Regions from separate parts of the Homo sapiens genome. Here region 2 is linked to region 1. Evidence: read pairs that join two places in POLR2A ChIA-PET (ENCODE). Cell type or tissue: Caco-2. All regions are shown on one strand. Links, peaks and the distances in the headings refer to the core of each region. The heading gives the core; the rest is flanking DNA.

Region 1 (7,555 bases), core at 1,465-6,464:
ACGCAGTCATCCTCATGGACAGGTGTGTTTTGTTGTGTGTAAGGGATTGGGTTAGGCACTTAAAAGATAGAGCATATGCGTAAAAATGAGCATTTCTCATAACTGGAATAGATAGTGGTACTTCCGAAATTTAATGGAGAAAAAATGATGCCTAAGACAGTGCAGTCAGGAAAGCTCCAGTGGAAATGTGGGTATTGGCCTGGGCCTTGAGAACTGGTAGGACTTGAAAGGATAAGGGGGTTCCTGAGCTAAGTGTAGAGCAGTGTGCGTTCCAGGCCCACGCATCTATGATCATGGGAAAAATAGAGCCAGAGTAGCTGGAGCAGGAGATTTATAAAGATGCACAGAGGAGCTAGAACTAGAGGGATACCTTATATAGAGCCTTGAATACAAAGAGGAGGAATGTTTATTTGAGCCTCTAGGCAGAGGAGTATCTTTAAAGGGTTTTGATTGGGAGGTGAGGGGCTATGACTATATCAGGGTTTTTGGAGGACAACAGTCTGCAATATGCAAGATGAATTAAAAGGAATTGAGACAGAGAATTCATTTAGAGAGTTACTTATAAGGTTTAGGGAGGCCGGGTGCGGTGGCTCATGCCTGTAATCCCAGCACTTTGGGAGGCTGAGGTGGGCGGATCACGAGGTCAGGAGATTGAGACCATCCTGGCTAACACGGTGAAACCCCGTCTCTACTAAAAAAATACAAAAAATTAGCCGGGTGTGGTGGTGGGCGCCTATAGTCCCAGCTACTCAGGAGGCTGAGGCAGGAGAATGGCGTGAACCTGGGAGGTAGAGCTTGCAGTGAGCCGAGATCACGCCACTGCACTCCAGCCTGGGTGACAGAGCGAGACTCCGTCTCAAAAAAAAAAAAAAAAAAAAAAAAAAAAGGTTTAGGGAAAATCCCATCTTGTTGATTACAGTTGTTCTGGCCTATGTGGCCTTTGAGGTAATCAAGGTCTGAATTAGGGAAGTAGGAATAGAAAGAAAGAAACTTATTGATGTCAGTGGCCAGTCCATTAAGTGGGGAATCCAAAATGAAGTGATGATGAAAAACCCAATTAAGTGGCTGAGCGAGCAGAAGCCAGGAAATCTCCAAATATAGATTCAGGTCCAGAAATAGGCTTCAGTTTTAAGGTACCAGAAGCCCAGGAACTATCTGATCTACCCCATCTACCCCTGGATTTCTGCAAGATGTTCAAAGGACATTGCATATTATAGATTCTCCATAAATGTTTGTCAAGCTACACAGGAAATATAGTAAGACATGTTCTCTTTTTTTTTTTCTTGGCAGTCTTGGATTCATGCAGAACCTGGCAGATTTCTTTCAGTGTGGCTGCTTTGGCTTGGTGAAGCCCTGTGTGGTAGATTGGACATCACAGTACACCATGGTCTTTCACCCAGCCAGGGAGAAGGTTCTTCGCTCAGTATGAAGAAAAGCAACCCAAAACTCTCAATCTGATTTGTTTTTGTTTATGTCGATGCCCTGTAGTTTGAAAGTGAAGTAAAGATTTAGAATTCACCTAAGTCCAAAGGAAAACACGTGGTTTTTAAAGCCATTAGGTAAAAAAAGTTCTCAATAAAGGCATTACAATTTTTTAGGTTTAGAAAGATGGACTTTTCTGATAAATCTTGGCAGACATCTAAAAAAAAAACCATATTTTTCACAAGAAAATGCAAGTTACTTTTTTTGGAAATAATACTCACTGATTATGGATAAAATGGAATATTTTCAGATACTATATTGGCTGTTTCAAAATAGTACTATTCTTTAAACTTGTAATTTTTGCTAAGTTATTTGTCTTTGTTGTATCTATAAATATGTAAAAAATATTTAAATAGATGTACCTGTTTTGCTTTCACACTTAATAAAAAATTTTTTTTTGTAGTTGAGACTTGGTTTCTGACACTTAACACTTCTAGAGTCTTAAATTAAGATGTACATAGGACACAAATTAGTTCACAATTCCAGGAATGAGTTGAGATTATGATTAATACCAGTAAGCAAGATTTAATTTGGTTTTTCATCTTACTTAGAAAATAGAACATAGAAAGTCTTAAATATTAATTACAACTTTACTTAGTACCCTCAAAATATTAGACTGATATGACTGTAATTACTAATTTCCCTTGTTCTACAGGAAATGCTAATTCAACTTTAGTATAGTATTTATACACCCCTGGGCATGGCACCTTCCTGCTGAATAACCTCCCTTGGGTTCCTGTTGCTCTTGGGGTAAAAGCAAAAATTCTCATTGTGACCTACAAAGCCTTGAAGCATATAATCCTGTTTTGTTTAGCAGTGTCAGTGGAGCATGTTGTACTCTAATCATGTGGCCTTTCATTGCAAGGATCCGTTCTCTCTTCTACCAGAGATAAGAGATGCAGATAAGGAAACTAAAGCCAAAGAAGTTTTTATCTTCTCCAGGGTCACAGAGATACCAAATGGGGCTGCCACTGTACAGTCACAGTCACCTAGAATATCACGTGACACATAGTATTTGTTCAAAAAATATTAGAATTTGTTGAACCAATTTCAGGGTTTTAAGCAAGAGATGATGCTATCAGAATTGTGTTTGAAGACTGTGCTTCTCAATTGGAGTACAGAAGAGCTTTTTCAAGGTATATTCTCTTTCTCCCTTCTTCTCTCACCAACTCCTACCAAGTTAGTATTGTGGTCCAAATGGTCCAGAGACATTAGATCAGAGTCACAGGGCCAGGGTGGGTGTCTAGGGCTCACAGTTTAAAATTCAGTTTCTCCATCTCAGACCTTTCAAATCAGTCTCTAGGGAGAGAGTGCTGGAATCCTAATGATTCTTACATATGCATACTACTGTTTGAGAATCATTTACTTAAGGAACCTTACCTTCTCCATTCTATACATTGTGAAAAGTTTAAGCTTGAGAATCACTGCTTAATAGGTATGCAGTTGTAGTGGTAAAGAGACCAGATTCTAGGGACCCTGGGTTTGAATCTATGACCTATTAATTACCACATAAGTTACTTTTAATCCCTTTGGGCAAATGACATAAATCTCTAGAAACTCAGTTTCCTCATTTGGATTATGTAGATAATAATAGTAAACAATTTGAAATGTCATTATGAGAATTAAATGTGTTAATGTTTAAAAGTGCTTAGAATTGTACTTGGCATATAGTAAATGTTCAATAAATGCTGGCTATTAATTGAGAAGTCTAACAGAAAACTGATTACCAGAAAGATAAGCTAGAGGTAGAGAAATGCACCAAATCCAGTCTTCCGTGCTCTGTGTTGTATGTTCTAGGGCTAGAATTCTGCAAGCTACAGTCTCCCTGCCAGATGACTTCCTGTTAAAGTCGGTAGTAGACTGCAAGGAGGAGCAGAAAAGGGACTTATTCCATTCTTCTTGCCCGCTCTTCCTCTCAGTGTTGCTCCAACGATGGCCCTTTGCCCTGCAATGACATTTTGGAACCAATGTCTAACTTTTCTTCTTCCCAAAACCTACTTCATTGTGCCCCATTAGAAGTACTAGCAATAACCAGGCAGGGCTCTCTCCTTTGACATCTGACTTCTGCCCCGGGATACTTCTTCTCTGGGCATCTGAATTATGATAACCCATCTCTTCTCTTAGTTTCCCTATTCCCAGGAGTGATAGCTGCCTCTAGCAATTACTATCTCTATGTTAAATCAGTGTGTTCCCTTGTTACTTTTTCAAAAATAATAGCACCTGTTTAGCTAATTCCCTTTACTATATTCTCTTTATTAAAATAACTAGTGTGGTTTCTGTTTTTCTGGTGAAACTTGACAGATACAGAATATTAGAAATAAGCTGTTAATGATGGTCTAGGCAAGAGGTAATGAAGGCCTGAAGCAAGATGATGACAGTGGCACAGAGGAGACCCAGCAGGCCCAGATCACAGAGTGGATGCGGGGAGAAAAAGAGGAGTCAAAGATGGCTTTGAAATGTTGAACCCAATGAATGAGAGGTTGAAGATGCTACTCTGAGAAATAAGGAACACAGTGTGGGGAGACTAGGTGATGAGTTTGGTGGCTGGGATCTACTGAGTTTGAGATACTTGCAGGCTATCCAGTGGGAAAGTCTAGAAGGCAACTGGAAAGAGGCCAGGGCATGGATGGGAATCATCTGCATAGATGGATAAGATTGTCACAGGGGAGAGGTAGGAAATAGATGAAAATGGAGAGTCACCTTCCTCAAATGGAAAGATGAATGCTAAAAAGATACCAAAGATGACATCTAATGCGAACAAACAGACTAAAAAGTGTGAGAGGAAGGAGAAGGGCAGGAGCAAAAGCTTATGGAATATGGATTTAGGGAGCTGGAGAAGGAAGAAGTAACTAAAAGGAGATCGAGTAGGAGGACAAGAAAGTAGTGTCAGCCAGACACAGTGCCACTCCTGTAATCCTAGCACTTTGGGAGGCCGAGGTGGGCAGATCACCTGAGGTCGGGAGTTTGAGACCAGCCTGACCAACATGGAGAAACCCCATCTCTACTAAAAATACAAAATGAGCTGGGTGTGGTGGCACATTCCCGTAATCCCTGCTACTCGGGAGGCTGAGGCAGGAGAATCGCTTGAACCTGGGAGGTGGAGGTTGCGGTGAGCTGAGATTGTGTCACTGCACTCCAGCCTGGGCAACAAGAGGGAAACTCCACCTCAAAATAATAATAATAATAATAATAATAGTGTCATAGAATCAAGAGAGGATTCATTTCAGAGAGGAAGCAGTCAGTTGGCAGGAACTAAGGAGCAGCTTGAGCAGAAGTTGAGAATAGCTGATGAAAGACAAAAGAGTTTGTGATTAAGAGGTTATTAGTAGGGCCGGGCGCGGTGGGGATTGGCAAATCACTTTAGGCCAGGAGTTCGAGACCAGGCTGGCCAACATGGTGGAAACCCCATCTCTACTAAAAATACAAAAATTAGCCAGGCATGGTGGTACACACCTGTAATCCCAGCTACTCAGGAAGCTGAGGCAAGAGAATCGCTTGAACCCAGGAGGCAGAGGTTGCAGTGAGCTGAGATAGTGCCATTGCACTCTAGCCTGTGCAACAGAGAGAGACTCCATCTCAAAAAAAAAAAAAAAAAGAGGTTATTAGTGGCCTCAGTTATTAGTGGTGGTTGAGGATGGAGAGTAGAGGCAAGGAAGACTAAAGAGTCTAAAAGACTAAGGACTAAGTGGAATCTAGTCTTACAGCTTGGCTCTGAAAGGAGAGAGGAGACGGCAGTAGCTTGTGGCATAATAGCAAGGTTTAGTCTTTGTTTTATTTTAAATCCAAGACAAACCCAATCATGTTTTTCAGGGCCAGGGGAATGTGACTGTTATGCTATTTTGCCATAACTTTATTCCTTTCTTCAAATATGTATATAGCCACATTGGAGACAACAAATTTGAATCTCTTTCACAAATATCAGGCAAAATCTTGATCATGCCCCCTGTGACTTAGGATGGACGCTGGCACCATGAGTGGAATCACTTGGATGTAGCACAGTCTATATTTCAGGTGTGTAGTAGTCATGGGAGCTCATGCAATAATAAATATCCTCCCAATCTCAGTGGCTTCACACAATGTTTCTTTCTCATGTCATGGTCTGTTTAGCTGTTAGCAGGTGTTCTTCCATGCAGTGACTCAAGCTGCTTCCCATCTAGTGGCTCCACCATTCCTAGGGCCTCAGTATCCACTGGACTTCTGCATCCAGACATATGGAAAGAATGGAGACTCTCCTGAAAGGTCATGGAGGCCAGGACTTCATTGGGCAAACTCACTCATGTGTCTCAGTGAACAGCAAGGGAGCCTGGGAAATGTAGTGGAACAGCATACCCAAGAAGTGGAAGGGAAATACAACTATTGCTGAACCACAATAAGCTTCTTCCTTTGTTTTGTTTTTTTCTAAACTCATTCAGTCCACTATGTAATAAACTTTTAGATTCTAGCAGAATTTGCATTTAGCCTGGCCTATACTCTCCCCTATTTCATTCACTCAACAAATGTTTATTAGGTGTCTTCTATGTGTCAAGCACTGTGAATGGCTTGACATGTCACATTCTTACAAGGAGGCAAATAGGAATTCAAAATTTCAATACGATGACATAAGTACTATGCTAATTACATACCGGCTATGGGAGTACAGAGGTAGATTAATTCTGCCCAGGTAGTTCAGGAACAATTTCCAGAGGAGATGGCATTTGACCTGTGACTTGCTTAATAGGAGTTCACCAGGCTAAGAAGTTGGATTAGTGGGTAGAGATGGGGGGAGGTTCCCATCTTCCAGGAATTCTAGGCAGAAGGAACAGCATTAGCAAAGACATGATGGGGTGAGGGTTCTGGGCATGTTTGGAAAGCTCCGAGTCTTTGAGTGTAGCTGGAACTTGTCTGGAAGAGATTGTCTAAAGCTAAGTTGAAGGGGTAAGGCCAAGGCCAATTTGTGAAAGTCTTTATGTGATACACTGTTATGGGCTGAACTGTGTCTCTGCAAAATTTATTTGTTGAAGTCCTAACCCCCAGTACCTCAGAATGTGATGGCTGCATGTGTAGATAAGGGCCTTGAAAAAGGTAATTAAGTTACAGTGAGGTCATTCAGGTGGTCCCTAATCCAATATGACTGGTGTCCTTCCAAGAAGTGGAGATTAGACCACAGACACCCACAGAGCAAAAACCATGTGAAGACAAAGGGAGAAGACACCCATCTCCAAGCCAATGAGAGTGGTGTCAGAAGAAACTAACACTGCTGACACCTTGATCTCAGACTTCAGCCTCCAGAAATGTGAGACGATACGTTTCTATTAAGTCACTCAGCCTGTGGTACTTTCTTATGGCAACCCTAACAGACTATTACACATCCTAAAAAGAGGGATGGAGGGGATGTATTCTAGAGACATTTGGAGTCAGAATCCAGGAGACTTGAGAAGTGAGGCAAGGTCAGGTGAGGAAGAGAGCAAAGCTAAGGATGGCTAAAGTTTTTAGCTTCAGATTTCCTGGGTAGCTGGACGGTGGGGCGAGTCACTGTGAAATGCAGCAGAGGAGGAGGAGGTTGCATTGTCCTGTGGTCATTTCTCAAATATGTGTTACCCCTCAGCAAACCTGGAAATCCCATGCATAGTGCCAAGATCGTGTACTGCTTTTAAAGCTCATGTAGGGCCTTGTCCAAGACACTACATAAACAGCACTGAATAGATGCTCATTTCAAAGAAAGCCTTTCCCAGGGGACTTGGAGGGTGGAGAAACCCATGGTTTAGCCAAGTATTTTATAGTTCTTATCACTAGATTTTCACTTGTTTCATGTATTCCAGATAATTCAGAATTGCACAGTGCTGGGGGAAGTGCTGTGGTTGTTAAAAGCAGAAGCCCAAGAAGTGCTTGAGCTGCTGAAACTTGCTGAAGAGGCAGAGAAAGACATTTCTAATTGGCTGCATTTCATTTGCAAGGCTGGCAAATTTGACGTAGAAGTCTTAAGAAAATTGCTAAACCCCAGGGAATTGTCCTAGAATAAAAGAAAATCATCCTCATGTCATTTATAATACAGAGGCAAATGCCACGCTTTATTGTCATTTCTGAGTTTTCACGA
Region 2 (7,555 bases), core at 919-5,918, 240 kb after region 1:
CCAGCAGCACATCGAAAAGCTAATCCACCATGATCGAGTTGGCTTCATCCCTGGGATACAAGCCTGGTTCAACATACACAAATCAATAAACATATTCCATTACATAAACAGAACCAATGACAAAAACCACATGATTATCTCAGTAGATGCAGAAAAGGCCTTCGATAAAATTCAACACCCCTTCATGCTAAAAACTCTCAATAAACCAAGTATTGATGGAACATAGCTCAAAATCAAAAGAGCTATTTATGACAAAACCACAACCAACATCATACTAAATGGGCAAAAGCTGGGAGCATTCCCTTCGAAAACCCACACAAGACAAGTATGCCCTCTCTCACGACTCCTATTCAACATATTATTGGAAGTTCTGGCCAGGGTAATCAGGCAAGAGAAAGAAATAAAGGGTATTCAAATAGAAAGAGAGGAAACCAAATTGTCTCTCTTTTCAGATGACATGATTGTATATTTAGAAAACCCCATTGTCTCAGCCCAAAATCTCCTTAAGCTGATAAGCAACTTCAGCAAAGTCTCAGGATACAAAATCAATGTGCAAAAATCACAAGCATTCCTATACACCAATAATAGACAAACAGAGAGCCAAATCATGAGTGAACTCCCATTCACAATTGCTACAAAGTGAATAAAATACCTAGGAATAAAACTTACAAGGTATGTGAAGGACCTCTTCAAGGAGAACTACAAAGCACTGCTCAAGGAAATAAGAGAGGACACAACCAAATGGAAAAACATTCCATGCTCATGGATAGGAAGAATCAATATTGTTAAAATGGCCATACTGCCCAAAGTAATTTATAGACTTTATGCTATCCCCATCAAGCTACCATTGACTTTCTTCACAGAATTAGAAAAAAACTACTTTAAATTTCATAAGGAACCAAAAAAGAGCCCGTACAGCCAAGACAATCCTAAGCAAAAAGAACAAAGCTGGAGGCATCACATTACCTGACTTCAAACTATATTACAAGGCTACAATAACCGAAACAGCAAGGTACTGGGACCAAACAGATATATAGACCAATGGAACAGAACAGAGGCCTCAGAAATAGTGCCACACATCTACAACCACCTGATCTTTGACAAACCTGACAAAAACAAGCAATGGGGAAAGGATTCCCTATTTAATAAATGGTGTTGGGAAAACTGGCTAGCCATATGCAGAAAACTGAAACTGTACCGCTTCCTTACACCTTATACAAACATTAACTCAAGGTGGATTAAAGACTTAAACGTAAGATCTAAAACCATAAAAACTCTGGAAGAAAACCTAGGCAATACCATTCAGGATGTAGGCGTGGGCAAAGACTTCATGACTAAAACAGCAAAAGCAATGGCAAGAAAAGCCACAATTGACCAATGGGATCTAATTAAACTAAAGAGCTTCTGCACAGCAAAAGGAACTATCATCAGAATGAACAGGCAACCTACAGAATGGGAGAAAATTTTTGCGATCTATCCGTCTGACAAAGGGCTAGTGTCCAGAATCTATAAGGAACTTCAACAAATTTACCAGAAAAAAACACAACCCCATCAAAAAGTGGGCAAAGGATATGAACAGACACTTCTCAAAAGAAGACATTTATGTGGCCAAAAAACACATGGAAAAAAGCTCATCATCACTGATAATTAGAGAAATGCAAATCAAAATCACAATGAGATACCATCCCATGCCAATTGGAATTGTGATCATTAAAGAGTCAGGAAACAACAGATGCTGGAGAGGATGTGGAGAAATAGGAACACTTTTACACTGTTGGTGGGATTGTAAATTAGTTCAATCATTATGGAAGGCAGTGCGGTGATTCCTCAAGGATCTAGAACAAGAAATACCATCTGATCCAACAATCCCATTACTGGGTATATACCCAAAGGATTGTAAATCATTCTACTATAAAGACACATGCACACGCATGTTTATTGCAGCACTATTCACAATAGCAAAGACTTGGAAATAGCAAAGACTTGGAACCAACCCAAATGCCGACTGGATAAAGACAACGTGACACATATACACCATGGAATACTGGGTAAATAATGGAACACTATGCAGCCATAAAAAAGGATGAGTTCATGTCCTTTTCAGGGACATGGATGAAGCTGGAAACCATCATTCTTGGTAAACTAACACAGGAGCAAAAAACCAAACACCACATGTTCTCACTTATAGTGGGAGTCGAAAAACGAGAACACATGGACCTGGGGAGGGGAATATCACACACTGGGGCCTGTCAGGGGATGGGCGTCTAGGGGAGGGATAGCATTAACAGAAATACCTAATGTAGATGATGGGTTGATGGGTCCAGCAAACCATCATGGCATGTGTATACCTATGTAACAAACCTGCATGTTCTGCACATGTATCTCAGAACTCAAATTATGAAAAACAACAAAACAAAAGGGTGTCTTCTCTATGACTTTCTGACTTTCTGGCATCAAGATAGTACAAGCAAACAGTCTATCACTCAATCAACCTCTCAATCTGTCAGTGTTCATTGAGAGCCTCCTATTTGACAGGCTGAATGATAGGGGCTGAGAGTGAGCTATGAACAAGTTCTACATTGCATCTGCTTTCAGGAAACCTACAGTCTAGGAGGGAGGCTAGACACTGAGAGAAGAATTACTAAATGGGATGAGCATTTCCAGAGGGGAACATGCAGGTGGTGTGAGGCTTACAGCCCAGAGATGCCTTCTCACCTTGGGCTTGGATGAGTGTTCACTGAAAACATGTTTTCTAAGCTGAAACTCTTATTCAAGGATGAACAGAATTTGGGAGATGAAGGACAGGGAAAAGGCATTCCAGACAGAGCGATCAGCATGTGTAATCACATCTTACCAGCATATGATGGTAGGAGAGCGTAGGGGCACATTTAAGGAACTGAAAGACCTGTGGATCTGAAGCAAAATAAGCCAAGGGGAGAATGGATTGAGACGGGGTTGGAAAAAGAGGCAGCAGCCAGATCATAGAAGGTTTGGCAGATGATCAAAATGGCTTGGGGCATTTTTCTAAGGGTCGTCCAAAGCCATTGAAGGGCTTGTGGTGGTGGGGTGTTGTGATCAGAGTTGCATCTGCTATATAGCTGGGTGGCCAGAGTGGAGTCAGGGAGACCGGTTAGGCTATAGTGGGAGTCCAGGTAGGAGGATGATGGGCTCATCTCTGGTAGTGGCAGTAAGGAGTGATAGCAGGGCATGGATTCCAGACATAGATGACCTGTAGGCTTAGTTAAGGGTATTTGGGAGGTAAGGGAGGAGGCAAGGATAACAGTAGTGAGTGCAGTAATAGGGACTCAAGGAGGGTATACAGACCTGTATATATGTGATGAGATGTATGCCTTGAGTCTGGGAGCTGAGCCCTGGAGATTCAAGGGTCAGTGGCACTGGGGGGCTGGCACTGTGCTGGAGTTTGGGTGCCTTCCCTTTCTTTCATGGCCCCTGCCTGCAAGTAGCTCACCTTCTATGAACTGTATTTTGCTCATCTTTGTTGTTGAAATGCTGTTTCACAATTATTTGCTCTTTCAAAAACATGTGACTTTCTTACTATCTTTAGAGGAGAGGCACTGCAGGTGAGCCTCATCAAAAGCACTTGCAGAAATCCATCATGAGCCAATTAGAAAACTTAGGAAACATGTCTGATATGGAGGAATCTCATGAATATGATTCTCCTGGCAATGCAGGCAGAACTTTTTTCCAGCAGCGTGCATACCTCAGGACAGCTGAGGAGGAGGTTGCTGCAGCAATCGACTGCTCCTCCCTTTCTGCGCTTTGCTTGGCATGAGAAAGGAACCGTGGCAGGTGGGGCTTCGAGACCCGCTTCTCAGTCTGATGTGAAGACGTGGGGAATGATAGAAATGCATATTCCAAATTCTTTTCATTTCCTTGTAGACAGGATTGAGCAAGGATCTTCCATTTGTTTACACACTTGGTGAGTGAGTAAACCACTCACACGCTTAGAAACAAACCAGTCCACCATAATGAAACTGGAAGGAACATCAGAGATCCTGCAGTTCAACAGATGCTTCTGAGAAATGGAGAAGAAGTGAATTAAGAGTCAGTTTAAACTCAGTGAAAGGAAACTGAACTGGAATCAGAAGAAGGTAGGCCTGAAGTTTGCGTCGGGTACATACTTGGAAAGTTATGTAAGCTCTTGAGAATAATTCCTTCCTTGCCTGCCTTTGGCAGTTTGCTGTGAGGGTGAGATGAACGAATGAGCAAAGCCCTGGGTCAGGGCTTTGTAAATAGCAGTGGCAGTTCTTTCCTAATGGCATTGCATCAGTAGCTGGAGAGCAAGCAGTAAGGTGAGGTCCTCTGAGTCAGTCTACTACGCCCACGTTACTGTCTTTAAAAGTTACATTGACCTATGGGCGGTTGTGTTTTTCCCATGTCACTGTCTTTAGAAGTGATGTTGACCTATGGACTGTTGTGTTTCTCCCATGTCACTGTCTTTAGTAGTGACGTTAGCCTATGGGCTGTTGTGCAGTTTGGAAAAAAACAAAATATGGGTGACTTATATGCACACTAGAATGGCTAATTAAAAAGATAAAAAAATGCCAGGTGTTGGCAAGGATATGGAACAACTGAAAGTTGCACACACTGTTGGTGGGAGTGAAAATTGGTGTGACTGATATGAAAAACTGTCAGTATCCACTAACCTAAACATGTCTGTATACTATGACTGAGTTATTCCATTCCTAGGTACACACCCAAAAGAAATGAAGGCAAAAGTAATCTGCTAGAATGTTCATAGCAACATTACTTAGCCAAAATCTGAGTAGTATTCATATACTCATTAAAGATAGAATGAAGTCTGTTTATACAGTGGACTACTACACATCAATGAGAACAAACTAAGCTACATGCAACAGTATGGATCAATCTTGCAGACATAATGTTGAACAAAAGAAGCCAGACACAAGACTCCATACGTACGATTTCACTTCTATAAAGTTCCAAATAGGCAAAACCAATATCAGGTATTAGGTATTAAGATAATGTTTACCCTTGGAGCAAGAGCGTGACCATAATAGAATGGAGCATGAGGGGGCTTCTAGGATGAAGTTGATGTTTTATTTCTTTTTCTGGGTGCAGTTCAGTATTTGAAAATTCATTGAGCTGTACACTTATGAATTATGCATTGTCCTGTCTTCTGTTATGCTTCAATTAAAAGCTAAGCTAACAAGGAAAACAAAACAGAACTCAAGGGTGACCTCCACGGTGCATGGCAGGGTGCTAGGTGGGCCTGCCCTCCTCCCCACAGCCTGCCATAACTAGATCTCTGAGGATGTTGCTGCCTCTGAAGGTGTTAAGCAGCTGCTCTCTCTAGCCTTGTACTGTGGGACGCCTGGCCTTGGCTTTGATGCTGTGGCTGCTGGTGGAGGGGTCATAGTCGATGGACCTGCCTTTCCCTTCTCTCCATCTCTTCATGTTCACCTGCCCCAAGCCCTCCAGCCCTCTCAGCTGCATCCCAAATGGAAGCCATGCTTCCCTGGGTCCTCAGAGCTCAACTCTGCCTCCTTTGCCCACCTGCTGCAGTCCAGGTTCCCATCACACAGCTGCCTCTGTACTAGCCCAGCATCCATCACAGAGGACCAGAGTGCGCAGCTGGAAGATGACCTGGCTCTAAGGCGTGCATGCTCACATGTGTCCATGCTGGGGGAAGGGCCGAGACTCACAGAGCATTTCCTAACAGAAGGCTCACATGCTCCAAGGTGTCACTTGGATGAACAGTTTATAATTTAATTGTTATCAATTTATTTTGTTGCATATAAGGAAGGAATATAATCAGTGCACTAAACCCTTGATATTATGTATATTATTGCTTAGGAGGATATTAACTTTTTAAAAATTAGTTGATTTAAATTTGATCTAAAGACAAACATTAAGTATTAGCATATGTGATATGAGGATATGGCAAAAATCATGGAGGTGGAAATTTGGAAAACTGAGGCTGGAAATGGTGGGAGAAACAACATAATGATTCTAATTCCTAACACTGATGACTTGAGAGCCCATGAAGTGCCTTAAGAGAGAGGCTTTTTTTTTTTTTTTTTTTTTTTGCCCAAGCATGAGAAGTTAAGATAATGACCATGACCATTAACCCTTATTACAAATGAAGGAGCAGAGCCCCTGAGGGGCAGTGGTGAGAATACAGGGCTTCAAAGCCAGGCCAGCCTGGAATCACATCCTGACTCCTCATTTTCTTGCTGTGTGACACTGTACAAGTCACCTAGTGTCTCTGAGCAACAGGTTTCTTACCTGTAACGAAAAGCTTTATACCTGCATCATGGGGTTGTTATAAGGCTTAGAAGAGATGTTCAAGCCCAAGAGCCTGTCAGTCTCCTACCCTAGAGAGAGGAGGGGACTTGCATAAGGTCACACACAGAGGCAGATCCAGGCCTGCAACTCAAGACTCACTGCTCCTAGCCCATGCTCTTTCTCTGAGGAGCCATCCCTCATGCTGCTCTGTGAGTCCTTGTTCCAGTGACACAGTGCCAGTCTGGGGGGCGGGGAGCGGGTGGAAATCACGCCTTGGTACGTGGTGGTTTACTCTCATCTCTGCTGGGCTGATCCAGCTGCTGATGGTGAGAGAACCAGTGCTTTTAAGAGGCCTTCATGCGTGATCCCATGGAACAGTGAGTTCAGTCTGGCCAGCCTCATAGGCTGCCAGCCAGTAGGGAGACCCCCACGGCCCTGAAGAGCAATTAGGGGCTGAAAGAAAGGGAAGGAATGCCTCTGTGACGCCAAACCCAGCAGAGCGTGGCTGGTCTGCACAGGATTGTGGGTTGGGTAGGAGCTGGAGAGCCTGATTCCTGTCCCAACAGGAAGCCGCCCATAAGGCCCTTCTGCGGCTGAGCATACAGGAGAGGCCTCTCTCTCTCTGTTGTTCTGCGCACTGGCCAGAAACTGCTAGGTCTGGAGTCCAGCCTGTTCTGCATGGCAACAATTACACAGAAGATTACATTGGAATCGTCTGGCCTTGTAGGAATTACCCAGATAGTTACAGTGCCTGTGAAAGTCTTCCCTTTCATTCCTGTTCTCTCCATCACTCTTTCTTCCTATGCCTGCTCTTTCTCTCCATCCCTCTCCCCTTCTGCCATTCATTGATCCATTGATTCAAGAGGCATGTGGCACATCAGGGGCTTGAGGCAGACAGGCCTGAGTGTGAGCTTGTCTTCTCCTTTTAATATCAGGTGGATGAGACTTCCTCTCTCTTGGCCATTGTTGTAAATCTAAAAGAGTCAAAAACTGTGGTCAAGTTACTTAACCCTTGTGAGCCTCAGTTTTCCTATCTGTGATTTCAACTGTTTCACAAGGTTATAATATTTAAATTATAATATATGCAGGATATTTACCTCAGTGCCTGACACACAGTAAATACTCATTTGTATTTTTTAAAAGATGGGATATAGGCAACTTCATATGGTTTATCCATTATTTTGGTAGCTTCAGCAAAGCTGCCATACCAAATCTCTTTGAGCTTTTGTATCTTTAACCTTTATACAGTGACAGTGTCTACCTTATAGAGCTGTTGTATAGATTA

The links. ChIA-PET counts read pairs that join two places held together with the same protein. Peaks named below come from ENCODE experiments on the same cell type or tissue, not always from the same donor. Only the 100,000 strongest peaks of a DNase experiment are listed, where the experiment ranks them.
Region 2: POLR2A ChIA-PET joins it to region 1 with 9 read pairs; 1 of 35 experiments calls an interaction of 5 or more read pairs at or near these places.

The regions. Positions count from the first base shown.
Region 1 is chr11:19,174,532-19,182,086 of GRCh38, forward strand. ZDHHC13 (zDHHC palmitoyltransferase 13) reads left to right here. Exons shown (of 17, transcript NM_019028.3): 17 at 1,291-1,884. The coding sequence ends at 1,429. It overlaps CSRP3 (cysteine and glycine rich protein 3), which reads right to left. Exons shown (of 6, transcript NM_003476.5): 6 at 7,499-7,555. Among named protein-coding and RNA genes, the nearest start is that of CSRP3-AS1, 18 kb to the right of the region's middle. RefSeq lists an enhancer at 1-458. In Caco-2, for the core only: no CTCF peak of the experiment used is centred there; a DNase peak (open chromatin) is centred at 2,400.
Region 2 is chr11:19,415,717-19,423,271 of GRCh38, forward strand. It overlaps a transcript of NAV2 not described here. Among named protein-coding and RNA genes, the nearest start is that of NAV2-AS5, 88 kb to the right of the region's middle. In Caco-2, for the core only: no CTCF peak of the experiment used is centred there; DNase peaks (open chromatin) are centred at 3,775 and 4,295.